Linked DNA regions of Mus musculus: region 1 is linked to region 2. A link is a loop called in an ENCODE intact Hi-C map of the cell type or tissue named here. Cell type or tissue: gastrocnemius. All regions are shown on one strand. Each heading gives the region's core, and the rest is flanking DNA. Links, peaks and the distances in the headings are about the cores only.

Evidence for each region. Peaks named below come from ENCODE experiments on the same cell type or tissue, not always from the same donor. Only the 100,000 strongest peaks of a DNase experiment are listed, where the experiment ranks them.
Region 1: it touches region 2 in a loop (2.1-fold over the local background); 5 of 42 quality-filtered maps call a loop at or near these places.

The regions. Positions count from the first base shown.
Region 1 is chr11:31,819,370-31,831,860 of GRCm38, forward strand. It overlaps D630024D03Rik (RIKEN cDNA D630024D03 gene), which reads right to left and starts at 5,178. Exons shown (of 4, transcript NR_102314.1): 1 at 4,924-5,178. Gm39675 (a long non-coding RNA gene) reads right to left here. Exons shown (of 2, transcript XR_872346.3): 2 at 11,096-12,491. Gm12107 (a long non-coding RNA gene) reads left to right here and starts at 12,427. Exons shown (of 4, transcript XR_003949654.1): 1 at 12,427-12,483. In gastrocnemius, for the core only: no CTCF peak of the experiment used is centred there; DNase peaks (open chromatin) are centred at 5,494 and 8,789; H3K4me3 peaks cover 836 bases; H3K27ac peaks cover 7,768 bases.
Region 2 is chr11:31,761,291-31,773,781 of GRCm38, forward strand. No RefSeq gene overlaps it. Among named protein-coding and RNA genes, the nearest start is that of Gm39674, 16 kb to the left of the region's middle. In gastrocnemius, for the core only: no CTCF peak of the experiment used is centred there; DNase peaks (open chromatin) are centred at 6,747, 7,050 and 9,217; H3K4me3 peaks cover 463 bases; H3K27ac peaks cover 7,509 bases.

The sequences.
Region 1 (12,491 bases), core at 1,970-9,969, 58 kb after region 2:
GTGCACAGACTTAGACCGACTTGAACCCTTGACAGATCCTCTGAGCTACAGTTTTCATGAATACGAGCAGAATAGCAATGGTATCAATCGCATATATTATTTCAGGATAAAATAATGCAAAATAATACATGCAGAATTATGCTGGTCACAAGTACAGCTGTTTAGTGTTCTTGGAACAGTAGCTGAACTCCTTCCCTTGACTCCCGAATTTAGCACGTCTTTATTAAGTACAAGGCAGCAGGGAACAGATGTGAACAGAGCCAGATGTGGACATTTCCACCAACGAGCGCTGTGTACTAAGACTCTAGCTCACAAGACCAGCAAGCTGAGAGGATGGAACAGGCCTGGATCATGAAGATGGGATCTGGCTGGCAGAAATAGAGGGGTTTTTTGAGAACTTGTAGAAAGAAGAGTTGGTACTTTCCACCTTTGTGACTGAGCATCACAGTCCAAGCACCCCTGATGCTTGCGATTGCCTAATTTTCCCATAACTCCTAATGGCTGCATGACATCATCCTGCTTCTAGGTGTTGTGATCTCACTCACCCTTCCCTGTCATTTGATTTCTCAGCTATCAATTTGGAGCTATCACAGGCATCACTACAACAAACATACACCTGACAGTTCTGCCCCTCAGGAATTACTTCCGGGTCATCCAGCCTGGTTCAAGGGCTATGAGCACTCTTGTCAGCTCTCTGCCAAGTTCTTGTCAATGGATTCACACACCAGGTGTTATGACTTAATGTAGTTTGTCAGAATGGGCTGAAGTAGAACTTCCCCATTGTTCAGTTTTGACTTATTTTGATATGTTGTCTGATGGGGAGAGTGCCCAGTCGCCAGGCAGGAGGGGAAAAGGAAGCATTTCTTGTTGATGTGAGAGAATCCCTAAGACAGGGCCATTTATAAAGAAGAACAGTTTGTTTGCCTCATGCCTCACGGCGTTGCAAGTCTAGGAGCCTGGCACCAGCACCTGCCTAACATGTGGGGAGCCCTCCTGGTGTGGTAACAGAAATCAGACATGTATGCCAACCCAGATGTGTCTTCCTGCACTTGGCCATCATGGGTCCACCCTCATGACCTCACCTAATCTCAGTCATCTCACAGGTGACACCTCCAGCCACCATGAATGTGTGCTGCACATTACACTTCCACCACATGACTGTGGAGCGGGGGCAGGGGAGGACAGACAGAGACATTCAAACCACAGCATCCGTGGAAGTTCACCCCAGGATAGAGGGAGAGGGTCAACCTGGGGGAAGTCCTGAACTAGAGGAGGTGTGGGAAAAGGCTCTGCTCTTCTTGTGTGCCCCAACCCCCCACTTCATGGCTGTTGATCAGAGAAGATGGCAGCGGGATGACAAGGCCAACCAGCCACACAGGATCTGGCTTTTCCAGCTCTAGGGGTGGGGACTCTGGAAGGGGGTATGGCAGAAGCATCAGGGAGGGGTTGAGAACATGGCCCTGGCAGGGCAGAAAGGGAACCTGGTGCCAGCTGCCCACAACCATGGTGCAGGGACTACAGTACAGTGTTTGCTGGAGGAAGAAGCTAATGAGGGCAATGGTGCACAGCGTGAGAGATATCTGCAGTTCCTTGGGCTTCAGCGTGGGACACCGAGTGCCTGAGAAAGGCTAGTGTGAATAGATTTGAGAACTGTGGAGTTCAGCAATGGGTGGCCACACTGCACCAAAGCCAGATGACACCAAGCATCCTTGGGCAGACCCCATCTGGGTACCAGACTAGACCAGGCAGTCCACGATGTGAAGAGTGTAGCAGGATCATCACCTCGGTTTCTATCTGTCTTAAACACCAGCTGCTACCGTACGCTACCCATGTCTGTTTACCTACAACAAGGAAATGATGGAATTTGGGTACTTTATAAAGAAGAGAGGTTCATGTAGTTCACAGGGTACAGACTGAAAGACTGAATGGCAAGGCTCTGACAGCAGCCTCTCTGGCTATGTCCCATCTTTGTGACAGCCATGAAACCCACATGACAGACAGGAAGACAGCACAGGAAGGGACAAGTCATGCTCACAAGAACTATTAAAACACCACAGAATTACCCTGCTTCCTTCTGACACGACCCCCCCACCCACCACCTCTGCCTCTTAATGTCCTCATTCTGGGAACTGGGCTTTTAATGTAAGAACCCTTGGGGTACAGTCTGATCACACCTAAACCATAGCAATGTTTGCATCACAGAGGGGAAAGGATATGAAGTCCCTGGGGACTTGGGAAGGAGGGAGGAAGTTAACAGAGGTGGGAAAGGGGTGACTTAGGAGAAAGCAAGACTGTGGGCAGCGCATGTACAGGGGAGTGGTTCCTCTTCCTCTGCTCCCCCAACCCCCACATCGTCAGTTAAAGCCACTCTGCTCATGAACATGCTTTGTGAAAAATAAAGCTCAGATCCAGTCCTGAACTGCTGTGGGGCGCAACCACATGGCTGCTGGGAACCCTGAGGTAGTTAGTGTCCTATAGAGCCCACCAAGGGCTGTGTCACACGGTTACTCTTTTCTGGACACTCCCATCCCTCTGTGTTAGTGTCCTGAAGCAACCATGGCAGGACCCCAGCAAGAGACCGCCTCCATCCACCTCTCTCTTGGCCCACTTTGGAGCCAGCGTTATTAAGCAGGCCGTTTGATTTCACAACCTTTTTCCTGTGGTCAGAGTGGCACAGAATAGCTAGGGTACTGAGTACCTGGGACCATTCTGCTGTGTGGACAAGGAAATAGCACAGCAGCATCCTGCACAGGTGTAGGCTAACTCGTGACAACACTAGAGGTGGTGCTTGTGGGTGGAATGTCCAGAGTTGGCTTTCTACTGTTGCCACAGCTGCTGTTCCCTAGCAACCGCGGCAGACCCAGGTTTGCTGGCGGATCTGTGAGTTGGAGGTAATTGCCTGCCACTGGTATTTCCTCCAGCAATCCCTTAAGGTGATGTGATACAGCTTTGACCAGTGGGGCTTAAAAGGAAGTGTGCCGAGAGCTTCCAGGGAAGTTTTTGTTTACCTCATTTTAAAAACTAACTGGGCCCTGCTCTGGTAACACGCCCACCTTCAACCTGCCTAGAACAGGTGCTACGAGGGCACTGAAGGCTTCGCTGTTTGCCAGGAACCTTACAAACCCAGGCAGCACTCTACCCACAAGCCTCATGCCCAGTCCAGCACTTCTTGCTTTTTATTCTGAGACAGGGCCTCGACGATCTGCTCTGGCTCCTCTTGCACTATAGCCCAGGTTGACCTTGAACATGCTATTCACAACCTTACCCTCCTGAGTAGCAATGGTTTGGTTACTCATGCCACTGGGCAGCTCTGGCTGGTATCATGTGACTCTGAGAGATAAATATGAGGAAAGAGGCCAAGGGAATTTGAGTCAGTGGCCTGACATTTGTAAGCCTCGGAAGCAAGGCTACCAGCTGCCCGCTCTAGACTCTGGCTATAAATGAGGTTACGCATCAGCTAACTGTAGCCAAAGCCATTCCTAACGGATCCAACACTGAGCTGTGCAAGGAGCGAGAGGCCCAAGTAGACCCCGAGGCTCCATGGTTAGAAGGCCCTGCAAAATCATATGCCACCCGTTTCCATTCCCCAAAAGTGTCCTGACATTATCATCCCTCAGAGATGACTCAGGGAATCACCCCCCTGTGCCTGTCAGAGCTCAGCTGATTCGAAGGAAATGAGACCACAGTAGTATTCAAACAAATATTGAGAATGTGGGTTCCATGGAAACCGACAATGAAGAAACAGCAATGGAGGAAAGGAGGCATTTGAACCACAATGCTGCAACCCTGAAAAATCCCAGCTCACCTCTGTCTACTAGCAGTTCCCGCCCACCTGTTTCCCAAGGATTCCAAGGGTCTCTGCTCACCTAATCTAGACTGACCCTGTCTCACTGCATCTCTCCCTGAGGCCCAAGGTGACTATTGCATGAGCTTCCTGCAAGTGACAATCATTTCTTAGTTACCTTGTTAGCCCTGGTGCCCAGATAGGGCGTGGCATGGTTTAGGAGTCCAGTCTGGAATGGAGGATACAATAAATGGATGCAGGAATCCTCCTGATAGCAGGAGCAGAGCTTTGGGTTTTCAAGACTGAGCTGTCAGCTTTCAGTAGAGCTGAAGATGAGTTGGAACTGCAAGGACGAACATGGGCGAACTACATGGGCGAACAGCTACCACTTGCATTCTAGAATCATACGGCCTTGTGTGGTTTTGAGACAGTCTTCCAGCTCTGTGGCTAGCCCCACTTGGGTACCTCTTCCAGAGTGTGGCTTTCGTGGAACCCATTGTCATTAGTGGGGGCTGCTGCTTGTACGGAATGGGGGTTGCAATATTCCTGCCTTTGTGCCTGAAGGCCACAGTCTTCTTTCTCTCCACCAAGGCTCGTCACACACTGCTGGCCTCACCCCAGCATCTGACCCAATTAATCTGGGATACGGCTAGGGAGAGTCATAGAGCAGATTATACTTGGTAAAAGGTGGGGAGGAGGAAAAGCAAAGAGAATTACAACAAAATCCCCAACTGAAATTCAACTACTTGGAGGTTCTAGCACAAAGCATACTAAGGCTTTATGCTACAGGTAAACAGGTCCAGAAAGCCCCCTTGTTTTCCACCCATCCCATGAGGACAGCTAAACACGGTATTGCTGAACAAAGCATTATCTAGCTTTAGCTTCAGAAAATGAGACCAAATTTTCCAACAAAATTGCCTTGATGAGGCTTCTGAATGCCCTTTCCTTAAGGTAGGAAAGTTTGAAAGAGAGATGGAAAACCGGACACCTGTTTTGTTACCCCAACTGGAAATAGGCTCAGCTATTTCCCCCAGGGTAGCATATGAATATTCTCACCTCCCACATTTGCTAAAACCCAAGAACTTTATTCTAGTTTTTAAAAAAATTATTACTATTATTTGAGTTTTTGAGATACTTACTGCGTAGCCCTGGGTAGCCTTGAACTCAGGGATCCCCCAGCCTCTGCCTCTGAGTGCTCAGCCCTCACAGCCTTGTTGTAAAGGTGCAGTACCCAGCACTGTAGTCAGAAAAGTGGCCAGACAAATGGAGCTAGCCCCTGAGAGTGAAAACACCAGTTTGCCAAACCCTAAACACAGAAACAAGTGGGGATTGGGGGAGTTTCTATCAGCCCGGCTCAAGAGCCAGGCTAACTCAGCAGCGAGGTCGCACTCCCTGCCCTGGAAAAATCAGAGCAGGGCACGTGACTGTGGGTAGCCAGGGAGACGGTTTTGAGCATTTTCCATTCGTGAACACAGATATGCCTCAAGCAGTACATGTGTCCCTCAAAATCTATGTTGAATCCCTGGCCTGGGTGTTCCACCCCTGATCTCCCGAGGGCAGAGGGTGAAGCCCTGCATAGCAGGTGAATATGGCACGTGGCTGCTCCATTCTCATAGTTTCACAATTTTCACATTTTGCTCAGTTTGCGTGAGATGTTCCAATGACAGATGACTAAGCCAAAAAACCGCTGTGGTTACCATGGCATCCTGCCATCCAACACAGCTGTGGAGCCACCCAGATTTGAAAGGAGTGTCCCGGGGGTCGGTCCCAGCTCTCAGATAGGTGTCTACAGAGGTCATCTGGCTCACTGTGCTGGGCGTGACTTGGCATCTGCTGAGCAAACACACGGCATCTTCCTGGGAGGCCACCTTGACACACTTTGGCCCAACCTGTTCTCCTGAAGCTGGGGTTTTGTAAGAGGCCAAATTCCAGGCTGGGGCAGAATAAACAAGAGTACATGGCTAATGATTGTTGAGTTTGCCTGGAACACAACTGACTGCACATTTCAGAGGAGACTTTCCGACCCCACCTGACCTATGCCTACTAAACAGTAGTGAAGCTATGAACAACCAGGGGCTTCCAGGTCCCCATGGTGTCTGCTGGTGATTTCTCTCTGTCCTTTGAAGAGTAATAGAGACATACCTGTTATCAATTTGGAGTTCTCTGTCTTAATCTGCTTAACAAGTAAATAATATTTTTCTGCTTAAAACCTTACACCCATCTATCACTTCACAGTCTTCAAAAAGATTCCCAATTCTACCCTGGTTTCAGTTTTGGGAGAGTGGGAATGGTAGTCCAAGCTCAGAGAGGGCCCAAGGACACACAGCCAGGAGATGTCTGGGTCAGAAGTTGAGATTTTTTTTACAAGCAAGTCAGGCAAAAACAGTGCTTATATTTGGTCTTTTGGCTTGGGAGATAAACTTCCTCTCTTGGTAGAGATGCTGGGTCTAGAGTTGGAGGGTATGGGAGGGAACCAATGTATTTCCACCTCGGAGGTAGCTCAGAATATTGCCTCCACCTTCTGTTTAAATATAGCCACAGCCCTCCAATTGCAGTATCTATTTACCCTCTTTGGGGTTCTGGAGACCTCATACTTCTTAAGCATACACGCACCAGTGAGCCCCATGCTCAGCCCCCCGAGAAGTCAGAGAAAGCAGCCAGCGGTTAGACAGTTGTTTCTGGCCTGCTACCATCCTGCTGTCTAGATCTGAGCTTTCTAACCACTTACGACTTTGCACTTGAGAGTCTTCAAAACACACACACACACACACACACACACACACACACACACACACACACTCATGTACACATAAACACATATTTTAGGTTTGTTTTTTTATGTGTATGAGCGTTTTGTATGCATGTATGCATACTGTTTGTATGCCTGGTGTCCTCAGAAGCCAGCAGGAGTCAGATATCCTGAAACTGGAGTTATGAATGGCTTTGAATTATCATGTGACTGCTGGGAATTGAAACTGGGGCCCCTGGAAGAACAGCAAATGATCTGAACCACTGAGCCATCCCTTTAGCCCCTGTACTTGAAAAACCCTAGGTATATAAATTAGGTTAAAAATCAAGCATTTACTGATAGTAAATCATAACTTAATTTATTTTAAAATAATTCTTACCAGTTATACACAAATAATTATACTGTTGCTTAAAGATGTCTCGAAAAACAAAAACAAAAACAAAAAGATTTGCTTGTGTATTCTTACACAGAAAATTACTTCTTGGCTGGAGTGCTGATGTCAAGGTACACAGAGAACCTTCAGTATTGTTCAGAGTTGGTCAATATTTTGATTTTATAGTCGTGAATGATGAGAACGCCAATCCACATAAGTTGGTAATAAAACAAGGCAGAACAATGTTTAGGGCCATTTCACAGCTTGCTGGGAATTCTGGCCTAATCCCAATACAAAATTCATTGAATACTTTTAAAACATGAAACTCAAATGTGACGTTAATTTAACCCAAACAGCAAACTTTATAATCAAACTCCGTATCACAGCATAAACCAGAGCTGTTCTGATTGGCTGCGTGAAAGCCAACGCTGTTCTGATTGGCTGCGAGCATGCTGAGATGTGGTGGGAGGGTACATCTGAAGCCTTTGGGGTTTTGTTTTGTTTGTTTGTTTGTTTTTCACTTAAACCATTCTGTTCTTGTGAGAGAAGAAAGTTTTGTCTGCACAGTACAAACATGGGAACGAGAACACAGCGGTCTCAGACGTGAGCTGAGGTGTTTCTGATGTCGGTCAGCAGCACCCTGCCGAGTGAACTCATGAGCTGTACAAAGAGCTCAGAACCAAGTCTGCAGTGAGGTTGCCACGCCAGAAACACCGCAGACCCACTACGCACTTGGTTTGAGTTAATTCTGGTCTTTGTGTGCCTTGCCATTTTTACCATGGTCAATTTAACTGTGACCCACATTTAGTTATGTGACTGTAAATGGGGTGTCCAGTCTTGGTTTTGAAGGAGGATATAGGTGACAGTGACTTTATCATTAACCACAGCAGGTGGGCTAGATTAGCTTTCTAATCTAAAAGGAGAATGGAAATCCTCAGGGAGTCGACAGTGCCCACCCATGGTTTTTGAAACGATTGGCTGTAAACTTCCAGTTCTCTAACTGCTACTCAGCTGCTGAGGATCCATGGGTCAGTTGATGCAAGTCTCTTCCGGTACATCATAGCCCTGATGCCCGGCCATGGGTCTCCCCAGGCCTCTCCTGGGTGCCCCAGCTTCCTTGTCCAGTGCAATCAGCTGCCTCACTGACCTGTCCCCTGCAGGCTCCTAGGGAGAGCAGTATTTAGCAAGGCTCCGGTAGGCAGGCAGGCTCCCCTAGATGCTTCTTCACACCTTTCAGGTTGTTTCTCCTGTTTAATTCCCAGTTAGCACTGGGAAGCCCAGTTTAGGTTGGATTCTGCCAGTTCCCCAGAGCCAGGTCCCAGCTACTTTTAGCTTGATTAATTCTCAGGCCTTCTTGCTTCCATGATGACTGCCATTCATTCATGAGTGTGTGTGTGTGTGTGTGTGTGTGTGTGTGTGTGTGTGTGTGTGTGTGTGCGCGCGCGCGTGCGATCTTTCAAAAACCCACACATTGCTACCCTCCTGGCAACACCATATGACACTGGCCTTGGTTTAGTTTTCATCACATGGAAACTGAGGTTGCATGAGGGATGGGTGAGGATAAGGTGCCTCTCAGATGTGTGGCAGTCAGTAAGGCCTCCATTTTCTCCTACACTCACCCCAACTCATAGCCTTGCCTCTTAGAACTGGAGTCACATAGGAACAAGGCCACAAATATACTCCAGGCCTTGTGTTCTCAGTTGGAAATCCAGATTCTATGGCATTCGAGCAATTTCTAAGCCAGGCCAGCAATCTCCTGGTCATGTTAGCGCAAAGCCATCTGGGTTTGAATAACTCAGTGAGCAAGCAGTGTGACTTTAAAGACCCAGCTGCCCTGGAATGCATTTCTAAACAGGAATTAGCTGACACAGGCAGCATCAGCTGGAAAAACAAGGTCTGGGTTGGATGGCCCAGAGCTTCCCACTGACTTTGCCAGCTGGGTAGCACAGGCCTGTTGTCACTGCCCCCTCGGTGGCTGTGCCATTAGAAGCCATGCAGTTGATAGGGGTCAGCAGTGGCTTGTTTAGTCCTTAGGGCTCCTGTTGTCATTTTTAGGAAGAAAATTATAGGTCTTTCACTCTCTTAAACCTGTACAGTAATAATTAGCCAGGCCCCAGTGAAAGGCGGGTTATCCTTGACCTTGGCTGCTGGACAGGGAAGTGACCCATTGGAGTCTGTGCAAATCCTTTAATCCTGACCAGAAGGGGGGCTGATCAGGGAGGCATTTAACAGAGAAGGGTTACCATGCATATTAGTTCAGTTCTCAATTTTCCAAGTTTCAGGTGACCTTGAGGTCAAGAGCAAAGAACGCTCAAGTAAGGATTAACAAACTAGGACCTACCATGCAGTGTGGCCTGAGTACACACAGGCCTGCTTATCTATACCTTGTCTGGGGCTGTTTGCCTGTAGCAAGTAGCTGTAGCTTCCAACTCTAAATCATCACTTCTAGACCCTTTATAGACCCAGGTCAATGACCTCTGCCCTACTTCACAAAAGCCACATTTAAATTACTTAGTTCTCATTTTTTGACCTTTGTACTTAGATAGGTATGACTCTGACTCGCCATACCTATATCCAAGATACCTTGGGCCCAGGAACTATGCAGGGTTAGTATGAGTCATTTCCAGACAGAACTTGAGTTCCTAGATGTGTGCTATAGTTTAGTTCTCAAGTCTCCACAAAGGGCTGTGTGTCAAGCCTTGGTTCCCAGCTTGCTAATATTGGGAGCTGTGAGGGCATGCTAGGAGTCCTTAGGTCACAGGGAGTGTGCCGCCAAAGCTATTGTGACCCCTGGTCTCTCCTCCTTCATTGACAGCCAGAGGGTGGGTGGATTTCCTCTGACAGATGTTCCCACCGTGGTGCACTGCCTTGCTGCAGTACCAAAGCAAGTGTCCCGAATCCTCCAAAACCTTGAGGCAAAACAAACTTTCCTCTGTTTTTGTCTTGTTTTGTTTTCTGTTTTTTAAGAGACAGGGTTTCTCTGTGTAGCTCTGGCTGTTCTGGAACTCACTCTGTAGACTAGGCTGGCCTTGAACTCAGAAATCTGCCTGCCTCTGCCTCCCAAGTGCTGGGATTAAAGGCATGCGCCACCACTGCCTGGCTAACTTTCCTCTTTGTAAATTGATTGGTTCAGGGATTTTGTTACAGTAGAGGAAAGTTAACTGACACAGCACAGGCCTTGGACATTAGAGGTCAGCTTGCCTTACAGTGCCTAGAGGCCCCTTCAGATCATAAAGGACATTGAGCATGAAGTGAGCATTTTAAATCCCTGAGATTTCATCACTGTTGCTTTATGAATAGGTTTTGCTAAGTAACCGGCTTATTCATACAGCTTTTTGTAAGAGTTCAATATAAAGTGTGTAAGATGTTTAGAACAATGGCCAGCATATAAGAAAGTACACAATAAAATCTAGTGAAAATGATTTGTGTCAATTACTATTGAGAAAATATGCATTATTTTCATATATTACCTCATTTTCAACTTCATAATGACTGGAAAGTAGTGACTTTTTTTTTTCTTTTGAATACATACAGGGAATGATGCTCTAAAGTAAAGAGATAGGCGTTTGTTAAAAAACCCACCAAAAGCCACTCAGGGGGCTTGGGGTCTAGTGGGGTGGAGTAAACAAAGGGGAGGGAATGGGAAGTGCTTTGTGGCCAGAGTGGGAACAGGCCTGAACATCAGAGAAAACATCTAGGTTTCCTCCATGGGTCATAAGAGACATGGGAGTTTCTTGAATGGGGTAGGACACCTCTGTGCAGACACAGCCTGGGTTCCACATGAGCATAGTGGGCATCACCACTGCCCTCCTTTTCATGACAAGATGCATATCACAAGACAGAGGATGCCCAGGCGACTTGGGGACTGGAATTAAACATGACACACCCATATGTTGACTGCTCCTCCCCCTTGCATGAGGAGGTCCTCTGGTCCTTTTGAGGAATTGTCCCAAGAAGGAGGGATGATGAGATTTCTACTTATAGAGAGCACAGCTCAGTTCACGTGACCCCGTGCCATGCTGAAAACAAAATAAGAGTGACCAAATTAAAAGTTCTATCACCAGGTTACTGTGGGCAGCCGTGGTAGCCTGGGTTACCATCTTGTGGTAACAATACCAGCATTGTGCTGACATTCAGGATTTGGTCCTTTAATATGCCACTGAACAAGCAGAGAACACACCCACCTTTGTCAGGCTGACTGTCCTCTTTAATAACCCATAAGGTCCTGATCAGTTAGTATGAGAACGAAACAGCAACCATGAAACAGGTCAATAAAAGTCTGCTTGAGTTATGGGAGGGGGGGCGGCGCTCTCACTAAATTAATTAAGCTCTTTATATGCCCTGTGTTCTTCCTGACATTTTTCCAGTTCACTCTGCTTGAATGCTTGCAGAAGGATTAGTGCCAAGCTCTCAGAGGACTAATGCAAAACAAAAGCGGGGTTCCAGAGAATTCCTGACCCACCAGCAAACCGAGAGCCAGTGACTTTGGGTTGGTCAGCATGCTTCACTTGTGATCACACTCTGCCTCCCAGAGAAGACAAAAACAGGGAGCCACTGTTCTAATTCCAACTCAGGGTGAACCAGGAAGTGGCACCGTCCTCACTATGACTTCTATGTGTCCCCTCACCCCCCATCCCCAAATCAGACTGTTTTAGATAAAGGCACTGGCAGTGGCTTCCCACTTTCTAGGCCTCTTCTCCATCTCAGGATAATTTATGTCTTTCCTGCTCACACTAGCTATTCCCGGAGGCCCCTGGCAGCTTCCTGAGACATCTTTGCAGGCACATGGTCTATTTTTGGCCTGGTAGGGACTAGACAATGATTAATGGATGGGAACTTTGGTTTTCTGGCAAGAGAAGCTTCAGTTTAGGCTGGAGAGGCCTTCGGGTATTGATCAGGTGCTCATCAAAGTCAAAGTGGGAACAGAGGTGTGTGTGTGTGTGTGTGTGTGTGTGTGTGTGTGTGTGTGTGTGTGTGTGTGTGTGTGTACATGTGTGCAGCCCTCACATGCATGCCTTGTGTATGAGCATGAATACCACCGCCTCATACTCTTTCAAACTAATGTTTCTGTCCCTTTGGAGTTTCAAGGAATTGTTCCACTTTGCAGCTCTTTAACATTGATGAGACTGTCCTTTACATTTCAAAGAACTGTGGAGCGCAGATAAAAACATACAGCCCATCTCATTTTCATTTAAAGCACCTTACAGGAGCACCTGCCACGTGTGAGATAATAGTGTCTTACCATGCTTTGGGTGAGCAAGATGAAACCGATAGAGTTGCCTCTGACTTCAAGGAAATTAGACTGTCCTAATTTAAGAGGGGAATGGCTGTGATGAATGGGAGCCTGCTCACAGTGATAAGCCCTGACATTTTCATTACCAGCTACAATATGCAAAGTGCATGTGGATGTGCCTGTGTGTACATGGTTAGAAGGCCATTCTTATCTCCTGCCAGTGGATGCTGGTGGTCTCAGATTGCGTTCCCACTGGTTCATAAAACTCAGTGCAGAGAAAAGGCAATCAGCTGGAGTCACGGGCTGTTGCAAAGGAAGAGTGAGCTGGGAGATCGACCAAGAAAGTCTGGGC
Region 2 (12,491 bases), core at 2,016-10,015:
TCAGATGTGCCCCAGTTCTGAAAAGCAGCTAGGGACCCTTCATCTTCAGCATAAGAATAACCAGTGTGTGCACGGGTGGGGGTGGGAGGCCAGAAGACGCGTATTTTGGTAGTAATTGTTGCTGCCTCCCAAGCTAGTCAGGGACTCAATTGTCAGAGTTACCCAGAGGCAGATGGCCAGGCTCTAGAGTTATGAGACTCTTAATTCCCCCCACCCCTCATCTCTTTCCACAGTGACATTTGCAATATCTGTGAATGAAGTTGCATAAAATGCATGTGCAGGAAGGTGCCAGTAGCAACTATCCCTGTTTCTTAGTCCGTTTTCTGTTGCTGTAACAAAGTACCCGAGTCTGGTAATTCTAAAAGAACAGGTTTATTTGGCTCACAGTCCAGAAGCTGAGTGGTCTAAGAATTGACCTGGCATCTGGTGAAGGCCTTGTGCTGCCTCCTGAATGGTACATGGCACCTCATGACAGACGGGAAAACACAGTCTGGTTCTTCCCTTTCTTCTAAAGCCATCAGTTCTGTCTTGCTGGCACCACTCTCAGGCCCTCATCTGATACTAATTGTCTGCCAGAGACCTCACCTCCCATGATACTGGCATATAAATTTGGGGTGGTGTGGGGAGGCAGGGTGAGTTTATAGCACTTGAACTTCAGAAAGACACATTGAAACCACCACATTTTAGGCATGGATTTCGTTGTCAATCATTTTAGAATCTGTGTTTTCCCCAGCAGACGGGATTGTTCTCTAGAAAGAGGCAAGATGGGAACTCCTCTACACATATATATAGTTCCCAGGTGGGCACACCTCTGTTTAGTGTTCAGCAGGCCCATTGTTACAGGATATTTACCTATTTACCAAGAAGCCATGTTGGAACTTCAGCCTCTTGCCTCTTGGAGGCAGATTCCAGGGTCCCAGAGTACAACATGCTTTCCTGCTTCTGCTGGCGCTGGGCTTGGGAAGGCGCTCCCACACATTCTCCGCCACACTAGGTGGCCCCTGTGGGGTGACCTACAGGTAAGGTACGGAGGCAGGCAGCCCCTATGAGGAGATGTCTCTGCAGGTCTTTCTGCAGAGGCAGAAACAGCAGCTCAGAGCAAGGACTGGTGTTGAGCCTCTGCTGCATGCCTGCAGTTCACATCTTACTGCTCAGAGCAAGGCTTTCTTCTTGCTGCTTCCAGGAGCCACAGACACAGGAGATTAAAATAGTCTCATATCCACGATCAACCCTGTTCCTCCTCTTTGAACCGCCTGAAGGTTCTTAGCCTCTGTCAAGGTACACTCGAGGTCAAGACGATTCTTTGCTGCTGGGGCTACTGTGTTTGGAAGCTGGGGCTACCATGTTTGGAAGTGTCTTAGCCCCTAGATGCCAGTGATCCTGCCACTGTTTTTTGTTTGTTTGTTTGTTTGTTTGTTTGTTGCCATAGCCACAGAAATGGCCAGCTCTCTCAGGGAAGCTGCATGGCAGAACTGGCCTGGCTAAGAGGCCATGCCATAGAACCGTCACTGCTAGGAGTTGCTCAAGAATCTTTTTAGACTATTTCTAAGCCTTTATTTAAAAACAAATGCAGATGACTTTAGATGTATACAGTTCTTGACCAACTTGCTTTTTTGCATGACAATAAATCTTGGTCCTCATTCTGTATCTGTGCCCTGAATGTCTCCTGGAACAACTTCATGCAATCACTGTCTTCTGTGGCCGATGCTTTGATTGGTGGACTTGACAGTCCCCTGACAACACCTTTGAGTTGATCCTCTCCTAGGGTTTTGCTGTTAGCACCCTGATCTGCCCCCTCAGCACCCTTGCCTGAGCAGGGACTAAATTCTTTTGTGTGTGTTAGTGAGTATTATAGAGGTTATGCACATGTGTAGACATGCATTTGGCATGTGGAGGGAAGGTGGACCGCAGCTGTCTTCCTCAATTGCTTCTCCACTATTTTTTTTTTTGAGACGTGGTCACGCACTGAATCTGGAACTCACCGATTGGCTAGCCAGTGAGCATGGTCTTCCAGCCTCTGCCCCACCCCTGCCATCTGAGCTTGGTTTTGTTGTTTGTTGGTTGGCTTGTTTTTTACAGGGAGGTGGTGGATTTGATCTCAGATTCTCAAGCTTTATCAACTGAGCTCTCTCCCTAGCCCCAGGGCTAAGCTCTCGAAGGGGGAGCATTGGACTAGAGGTATGTGCATTTTTAAAATTCTGAGTGGCTACATTGTTCTCGAAAATGGTTTGTACCCAATTTCTCATGAATGTCTTCGTTAAAAGCATGCCATATTTATGAGCATATATTGTGTTGTGTGTTCTAATTCAATTCCTACTACCATCGATCGTGCTCTGCAGTGCCTGACTTTATTCCCATCCGGCAGCTTGTAAGTGGCAGAAACTGGAGCCTCCCACCTGATCTGTGCATTGAGAGTTTATAATCTCTCTCTGAGGTCTGTCTCTTTCCCCCAGGTTCTAGTGATGACTAGAGTACTTGACCCACTATCATTGCTAGAGCAGCAGATCCAGCCACAAATACAGAATCCTAGTCTTTCATCCTGGGAGGCTCCAGGCCCACCTCCTCTAGGAAGCTCTCTGGGATTGCTCCAGCAGTCCTCAGATGCCCTCTATGAATAACACTGTGGGATCCCTGGGGATCAGCAGTTGGCACTTGAAGCCAGCAGGGTAGATGTGTGGGTATGTAGGTTGCTATGGGCAAAGAGTCAGGTAGACTTAAGTTTGAAATCTCCTCAGTCATCTGCTCTTTCAAGTGAACATACACAAGAGGTCCCTGTCGGGGCCTTTGATGCTCACAGTCACTATTCTTGTCCTAGTTGCTTCCCCTTCTCGCCTGTTTTCCTTTTATAGGAGTTGGCTTACTCATGGTGAACCACAGTCCAAAATTAGTGGATGGAAGATTCCAGAAATAAACACTTCTTAGCTTTAAAATCAGATATCATTACACGTCAGGTAGGATAATAAAAAACCTGCTCCTCAACTATACCTGGGGGCAGTTATGATATGCCCTCAGCGTACACATCTGGTGCCAGACCCTCAGTTTGAATAAAGCTGTTCATTTCAGAAGTTTCTTATCAAAGCAGGAAAGAGAGAGAAGAAAGGGGCCCAGAGCACTGAACCAGTTGTCCTGGCAAAACCAGCTGAGCTCTGCACTCCTGAGAGTCTCTGCATCTGCCATGCCAAGGGCCCATCGTGGCTTCTCTTCCAGGTCTGGGTGAAGAACTGCCACTTTGCTGGCTGTGAGGCCTTGTTGCAGGTTCAGGAGGTGGAGGGGATATCTGTGGTAAGCACCAACACAGCCTCCTCCAGATAGCTCACACGAGCCTTATAATGAACCCATCCTGACTTGGCTTGGCTTTACTGCTGCCCTGACTAGTTTTTGTCAGTTTGACACAAGCTAGAGTTGGATGCAAAGAAGAGCCTCCCCTGAGGAAACACTTCTGTCTATCAAGTCGCCCACAGGCAAGTCTGTGGGGCATTTTCTTGATTGCTAATTGATAGAGGATGACCCATCCCACTGGGGGCAGCACTGCCTCCAAGCAGGCAGTCCTGGGCTGTACGAGAAAGCAGCCTGAGCAAGCCATGAGGACCAAGCAGCGTTCATTCCACCACGGCCTTTACTTCAGTTCCTGACTCCAGGTTCCAGCCTTGGCTACCCCCAGTGATGGATCTGCAAGCTGAAATAAATTCTTATTTTGGTCTTAGTGTTTCATCACAGCAATAGAAGTGAAGGGACATAGTCTCTGAACTTGCCTTTTAATTACAATAGACCTGGCATCTCTAGCCAGCTCCGAGATCCTTTTGAGAGTCCATTTGTTGCATTTCCTGAGATATTTCCGTTGCCATGCAGGGAAACCTCTGCTGATTAGCTCAGGTACCTTGTCCTGATAACAGAAAGCTGGAAATACAGGGGGATTGGACCTTCCTTAAATGCCACCAAGGGAAATTTTCTCATGGTAACCGACACTATGTCAGACAGGGACTGCCAATCATTTCATATCTGACAGAGCCCAGGGTAGTAGAATTATCCCAAATGAGAGGGTCCAGGGAAATCCAAGGTCTCAAAGGCAGCTTGAGGCAGAGCTGGCCCTTGAACTCTGGTCTTTCTGGTCCAGAGATGAGGTCCCAGTCCATACATACCTGCCTTGGTTTTCACATACACATGCATGTGTGCACACAATGCACATTGCAAACATGTACACACACACACACTAAGAGAGAGAGAGAGACGGAGGGAGGGAGAGAGAGAGAGACAGAGAGGGAGAGAGAATGTGTGCGTGTGGAGGGGCAGGGGGGATGACATGTTTTTTCTGTTCTCCTTTGAACGGAAGAAAAGCAGCCATGACTGAGGCTCAGAGCTAAAGTTTAAGGGCAAACCAAATATTTGGAGAGGAAGCCATGATGATGTGGTTTTTTGACATTAAAAAGCAAGAAACATGTTAATTGGCTCAGGTTCTTCCTGGAGCAGAGAGGAGTTTCCCACAATGCATTGCAGGAGAGTAGGACAAAGAAAAATAAAAGCAGCTGCGTGCATGATTCTCTGTTCTGTGTGTGGGTGTGGTCCTCAGCACAACGGGGTCAGGTGTATGCGAAGACACTAGAGAGAGCAATGGCAGGAATGGGCACTCAAAGGCCTGGGTTCTATTCAGCATCGCCACCAGCCAGTGATCCAGAAGAAATCACTAATCTGGACCCAAAGCCCAAATCTTGAAGAACTGAATGGACAATACGCCATTTCCCTACTCCATTGAGGTTTGACAAAGACAACCTTTTCCAATTGAACAAGGAATTCTATCTCAGAGGGACACACACCTTAACCATCAGGGGTGGGCATGATTGATCAGAGTAGCCAATGTTTACAAAGCTCTTACCGCAAGCTAGCCAAGAACAAGAATGGGGCAAACCACTGTGACTCAGTTCCCTCCGTCCTCTGGTATCTTTTTATCCCACACTAATAGGAAGATTGAGGCTTGGAAGAGGCTCAGTGATTTGCTCAAGTAACAGAGTAGAAATAAAAGCAAAATGAAATAACAAAAGCTACTGGCAAATTCAGGGTTCCCCTGGATCTACTTCAAACGGGGTGGGTGGCAGACAGGAGAGAGCCCCAAGACTGACCTCCTCAAGAGCCCCTGACTGGCAGCAACTGGGAGTGCAACTGGATAGGCTTGGAGAGGCTCCAGTTAGTAAGTCATTCACTGGGGCCAGAAACCTGAGCTGCTCCTGAGAGGAGCTGGAAGGCAGCCGGGGACCTGGGGACTTGTCCTATCTCGGCTTTACCTTCATAGGCTAAGTAGCTTTTGGCCCTTGTTAATGGCACCATCTCAGAACAGTGCCGGGGAACCACAGGCCATAAAGGGAGAATTTGGGTTAGAGGCTTAGAACCCCGTCACCTGCAAACTCTCTGGGGAAAATGCCATGTTCCAAGTCCCCCATCCTCCTCCTGTGTTCAGTTCCGCCATGTTCCTGGATGCTGACCTGACAGGCCTACTGGCTGCCCTTGCGGTGAATCCCATGGTCTGAAGTTCCCTAGGAATTCTTTCTCTTCCTCTTTCCCGGCACCTCCCCTTCCAATGTACCTCAGAACAACCTGTAACTGTGAGGTCTGTTAATACTGCCCAGACTCACCTCAGCAGGAGGAAGCTAAGTGAAAATGAATTCATACATTAGACACTGACAATGTTGAAATTTTGGTTTATTTACTTTTTATTTGAGACTGGTCTTGCTCTGTAGCCCAGGCTAGCCTGCCATTTGCCTTTGTTGTGCAGGAAAGCCTTGAAACAATGGCAATCCTCCTGCCTCAGCCTCCCAAGGACGTTATTCATTTGTTTAAAGAAATACACTGTATGATACCTTTTAAAACATGCGTTCTAATGGAATAGACGAGGCTCTGGTTTGCTAAGTTGTCCTTTTACAATGTCATAACAATGCTTCACGTTCACCAGAGATGCTTTCACCGTTGCCTTCATTTTTTCAGATGAAGAAACAGAGGCACAGACAGGGAAAGGAACTTGCCTAAGGTTTCATAAATTATAGTTTACTAAGGCAGCGTCTACTCAGAGAGTGAGGGATGATAACCCCCAATTTACTAGGTCCTTGAAAGAAAACTTGCCCCTTTCCTCTGCATCCTCCTTCCCTCCCGTCCTTATGGACAAGAGGGTAGGTACCTGTAACACTTCCCTTCTTTCTTCCCTCCCTCCCGCCTTCCTTCTGTCCTCCACCCCAATCTTGTAGGGGAACTGAGATAGCTTTAAGTCAATGTTTCTCAACCTATGGGTCTCAACCCCTCGGGGGCTGAATGTCTCTTTCACAAGGGTTGACTAGGAACATTGGAAAGCACAGATTTTTACATCACGAATAATAACCATAGCAATATTGCAGTTGTGGAGTAGCAATGAAAATAATTTTATGGTTGGGGGTCACCACAACATGAGGAACTGCATTAAAGGGTTGCAGCTTTAGGGAGGTTGAGAACCACTGGCCGTAAGTGAATGTGTGTTATTGACATGGCATGGCTTGCACATCTCATTCACACTGCTGTTGTTCTTTCCCTGGCTCTCACCGCACACTGAGCCAGAGCACCTTGTACCCTGTCACGTCTTATTTAGCATTTTTATGGGATCAAAACTTTGACCCAGGGAAGTGGAATGGCCCAGGGCCATACAAGGAGGGAGCCGCTGAGAAAACTGGTGGAAATCCCCAAGACAAGACAGCATGTGGTGCTCTGCAGGTGGTCAGTTCTCATCTCTCCACTCTGGGCCTAAACCCCCAGCCTGTGTTCTCAAAAGGAAAGCACTCCTCCCAGCGCCTGCCTCTGGCTTTCTGAGCTCTCTCATTCTACCCAGCTTCTCAGTAGACAGTTCCTGGCACGGCAAGTTCACTAGACACATTACCTTTTGTTACCCCTTGTCAAAGTGAGATGCTGAAGGTCACGTGGTCTAATTCAGTCTACAGCAGGGACTAGCAGACACTTCATCTTCTATCTGAACCCTGGCTCTGTTAGTTTCTCCATTGGGCATGCTCAAAGAGTGGCCATTAGTCAGTGAGAACTGCAAACGATGGGCACATCTGCTGCTGCTACCAAGGCAACCGAGTGTGGGCATCAAAGCACTTGGAGCTCTTTAGTGTTCTCCCACTGTGAATCTGCGGTTGTGTGTGTGAATCTGTGGTCATGTGTGTGGATGTGTCTGTGCATGTGTATGCATATGTGTGTGTGTTTATGTGTGTGCATGTGTATTCATGTGTGTGTGTTATACATATACCAGTGCCTATCTACGAATGCCAGAGGAGGATACCAAATGTCCTGGTCTGTCACTGCTGCCTTCTTCCTTTGAGCCAGGGATCTATACCTGAAACCAGAGTTAGGCTGACAACTGGCACCCCTCTGATTCTCCTTTCTCAGCCCCACACCGTGCTGCTGTTATAGGCACACAGCCACATTCACAGCCACGCCAAGTTTTCTTGCTTTTCACTTAGGTATTGGGATCTGAACTGAGGTCCTCATATTTGTGGATCCAATGCTCTTCTTAACCACAGAGGCATCAACCAGCTACTTGGTCTCATTTTGTAGGGGTGACATTCTAGGATCTAGAACCGAGACCTTGCATCCACATGGTCAGGTTTGGGATTCCAATGGACAGGGTCTGTGACAACTGCTACCAAGGAAATCGTGTGACTCCATCTTTCATACGTGCTACTCACAATATTTTAGGGTTTTGAGTGTTTCAGAACCCAAAGTTAGTTTGTGACCTCCAAATCTGTCATTTCCCTGAATTTGACCATGACTATTTTTTCCCCCAGGCAGGGTTTCTGTGTGTAGCCTCTGCTGTCCTGGAACTCACTCTGTGGACCAGGCTGGCCTCAAACTCAAAGAGATCCACCTGCCTCTGCCTCTTGAGTGCTGGAATTAAAGGTGTGTGCCACCACTGCCAGGCTTGACTATGACATTAAAGAAGAATTCTGAAGTCTCCAGCAGAACTTGCCTCTGTCCAATCAATCTACCACCCCCTGCCCAGCACCCTTCCAGTCCTGACCCCATTGCACTAAGCAATCCCCCAAACAGACGGCACCCCTCCAGCACACAGAAACCTCCTCAGCTTGTACAGTTGGACACTGCACCAAACTCTGGGGTGGGACACAGTTGGTTTCTACCTGCATTTCTTCCTCTTTTGTGTTGATATTCTGTTTCTTCTGGGAAATATGGCAGGTTGGAATGTTTTTTTCTAGTTCTCCAGTCTCTTATACTGGATAATGTGTTCAAACCACTCAATGTCCCATTGTCTCGACATCAATGGATTTATCTCTCATGACGCTGACATGGAGTTCATCATGGTCACCTGTGCAGCTTTCATTTCTGATGGGTATTTTGGTTTGGATTTCCTTTTTTTCTGATGGTGCTGGGGAATGAACTCAGGACGTTGCATGGACTAGGCAGACTAAGCTACAGCCCCAGCTGTATGGCTTCTTGTTGTTGTCATTTTTAAACTGACATTTACTGAGGGATATGGGGGGGGGGATGGGGATGGGAGGGGAGGGATGGTTCATCTGTGGAGGACAGAGTGGAGGACTAACTTGCAGGAGTCAATTCTTCCTTTCAACATGTCAGTCCCAAGGATGGAACTCACACCATCAGGGTTAGCAGCAAGCACCTTACCCAGTGGGTCACCCCATCGGCCTTGGTTTAGATCTTTCACATCCCCTCAAACCTCCTGTGTTGATGAGTTACTATCCAGCTGCTGGGCTATTGGGAAGTTGTGGGACTCTTAGGAGGTGAGACCTAGAGAATTTAAGACATTGGGGACAAGCCCTTTGGGGGGAATATTGCGATGTTGCCCCCCCTCTGTGTGTGTGTGTGTGTGTGTGTGTGTGTGTGTGTGTGTGTGTGTGTGTGTGTATGTTTTCTTCCTATCTTTCCTGAGGTACCTTGTCATCTTCTTCCATGTACCCTTGTCATCGTGATGTACTGGGCTGTCTCCCATGGGCCCTGGATGATAAGACCAAGCCACCCTGGGTTGTAGCTTCTGAAACCATGAGATAAAATGGAGTTTTCTCTTTTCAGGGTGGTTTTTTTTGGGGGGGGTGGCACTTGTCACAGAGATGGAAAGCTGAGTGGCACCATGAGGAAACACATTTGTTGTTCAAGCCAGAGAGAGCATGTGAAAGAGACCCACCCACATTTGACCTCATCCTGGAGCCCAGCCCAGTCCGTTTGGCTGGTGTAAGCATAAGAAATACAAACCCCTGCCAGCATAAACCTCTGAACCTAGAGCAGATGCCACCACTCAGTCCAGCCTGGTCCATTCCAGGCCTAGGCCCCTCCACACTGCTGTCCTGCTGGACTCTGACATTTCCTTTCTGTGCTCAGTGCCTGGTAAGCTAACAGCTGGCTACAGAGTTTCTCTGTGGCTAGTCTCAGATGCCCCGCCGCCTCTGCTGCCTCCCTCAGCTCAATTCCCAGTTTCCAGGAATAAATCTTTCATTAATTTGTCTTAAAATCCCACACTTTCCATTCCAAACCCTGGATGCACATGGATGAGCCTAATCCCTGAACAGACAAAATGAGGATTATAGTGTTGCAAGGCTGTTGTGAGGGAAATTAAATCACGGGGCATGGCTGGCCTGGCTGTGAGTTCCTGAGATCTGCGGAGAAGCTAGCTTTCCTGGCTGATCACATTACTGCTGACATTGAATGCAGAGGCAGACACACATAGAAGCACCCAGCAATGCCTGCAGATCGAAAGGCCCCGTGTTTATGCTTTCTTCCTTTGACATTTTGATACAGCAGAGTACAGCACCCAGTGCCATGGTGACAGCGACAGTCTCTATAAAAGTCTCCAGCCTGCTTTCAGCACACCTACGGATGCAGTGGGAGGTGGCACAGATCTGGACCAATAGAGAGAAGGCATGTTTAGCCTTGGCCTGGTTACAAAGAACATTTATTTTTCCTCTTTGAAATGGACCTTCCTGTCCCGATTCAGCACAGACCAGTGTTGTGCTAATGTGGGTCAATTTCCCATCAGCTCCTCGAAAGAGTGTTTTTCCAGTCTCTCCTGGGGCAAAGGAGAATCACAAACCAGATAAGGCCAGTCTCCACGTTCCACAAGGCCCACAGAGGGGACAGCACTTCAGGGGTGGGGGAACTCAAAACAAGTAATTCTTTAGATACTTCACCCGAGGCAGCATGGCTCTTGAAACCCTATGCCCGCTTTGTGCTGGCCCTTTTCTTTGTGAGCCTTGCCCCAGAAAGGCTGAGTAAAGGCCCTTGAAAGACACCACCAGTGAATCTGTCTGTGCCTTTAAGAGGGTCCTTGAGGAGGGACAGTTAGAGAATCAAGAAGCTGACAGCCAGATGGCACTCAACAGGATGACATGAATTAGGCAGAGACAGCCAGCCTGTGGGCCACCTGTCTTGTTGCCTCTGGCCAATAGCTACTGGTGGACTGGACTGTCTGACCTACAGGTCTCACTGTCACGGCAGTGAGAAACTGACTAAAGTCCTGAACTGAGACTCAGAGGCACCAGAACTAAAGCCTATGGAGTGAGGTGGCCTCATTTTGTACCTGTAGACCTGGCCAGCCTGTCTTGTCACCTCCCTTTGAGGCAGACCAGAGCTCTGGAGGTTGTGAATATCCAATTCATATGAACACATGACATATGCTAGTTTGTGTTTGACAACTTAACACAAACTAGAGACATAGGAGAAGAGGGGCTGCCAATTGAGGAGCTGCCTACATCAGATTGGCATGTGGGCACGTCTGCGGGGATTTTCCTGATTACTGATTGGTGTGAAAAGGCCCTGCCCACTGTGGGTGGTGCCGCACCTAGGCAGGTGGTCCTGGGTGTAGGATAGCAGGCTAAACAAACCATGGAAAAAAAGCCATTAGCCAGCATTCTTCTGTGGTCTCTGCTTGAGTTCCTGCCTTCAGGCTCTACCGCTAAGTTCTGCCCCTGACTGTAAGCTTCAAGGCTGGAGAGATGACTCAGAACTGACTACTCCTGCAGAGGACCCTGGGAAATTTCCAGCACCCACATGACAGTTCATAACCGTCTGTAGCTCCAGTCCCAGTGGATCCAATGCTCTCTTCTGACCTCCATGGGAGCCAGGCATGCACATGATGCACCCAGACATGAATAATAATAAATAATAAAATCATAAATAAACAAACAAATAATAATTATTTTAAGAGTTGAAATAAACCCCTCTCTCACAAGTTGGTTTTGGTGTCTGTCACAGCTGCAGAAACCAAACTAAGAGACATAATAATGTTTTTTTTTTTGTTTTGTTTTGCTTTTTGAGCACTGGGAATTTAAGCCAGTGCTTCATTGAACCCAGGGCATCATGCATGCACGCAGGCTCTCTACCACTGAGCTACAGTACCAGCCTATACTTTTTTTATTTAACTCAAAAGGTACAAAGTACATGTTTAGGGAAGCTAAGGTCCTGGGAATTTGAAGATAAAATTCCTGAATCCTAAACACAGTTGTAAGGATTTGCTTCCTACTCCAGAGTCCTGTCAGTTTCCAGATGACAGTGGCATAAGCCACACAAAGATTCAGACAAGGATCCGCACTTCTATTCTATGAGAGGACTCTTGATGTGGACAGTCAGGGACTAAAGCGGTGGCTTTCTGGTCATCTACTGTCTTGATGTCCCACTATGATTGGGAAAAGTCTTCCAACATGAATGCCATCTCATGGTTAAAAGATGCTGCAGCTCCAGCCCACAGGTCCACGTTCCAAGCCCCAGGAAGGAAAACCGCACAACGGGGTGCCTCTCAGAGGAGTCAGCACTTAGAAAAGCATTTACTAGAAATTTCTCCCGATAACGTCCATTCACATTTTTTAAAAAAGGTTTGTTTTGGCTTTTAGTGTATGTTTGCTTGCGTGTATGTCTGCCTGTGCACCGTGTACATGGCTAATGAGTGCCCATGGAGGCCAGAAGAGGGCATCTGGTACCTTGGGACTGGAGTTACAGGTGGTTGTGAGTGGCTGTGTGAGTGCTGGGAACCAAGGTCCTCTACAAGAGCAGCCAGTGCTCTCAACTGCTGTGTCATCTCTCCAGCCCCTGCCCCCAAACACATGCAGTTACATTTTATTAAGAACCTCCTCCACCAAGGAAGATTAGGCAATTATTGAGCAGACCGATACCCCCAATAATGTGAAGGTCATGTCATTTCTGGCATAGCCAGTGTCCCATTCCTTTGATTTGCTACCATAGGGAACAGGATCTTGGAGGTAAAGGAAGAATACATCAGGAAATGTGGAGGCTGGAGAGGGCTGAGCCTGAGGGTGTAGATGTGTTTAGTCCCTGTTCTGTTAAGTGTATTACCAGACTGTTAAGACTCCCTGGAAAAGTGGGAGGGGCTCAAGAGTCCAATCCTTTCCTGTGGGTTTGTGTTCAGGTTGAAGGAGAGACATTTTCTTCAGTGGTGTAGCCACTAGCAATGTATCTATATGTTCCTGTAAGCCCTTACCTGTTATCTCTTCTATTAGGAA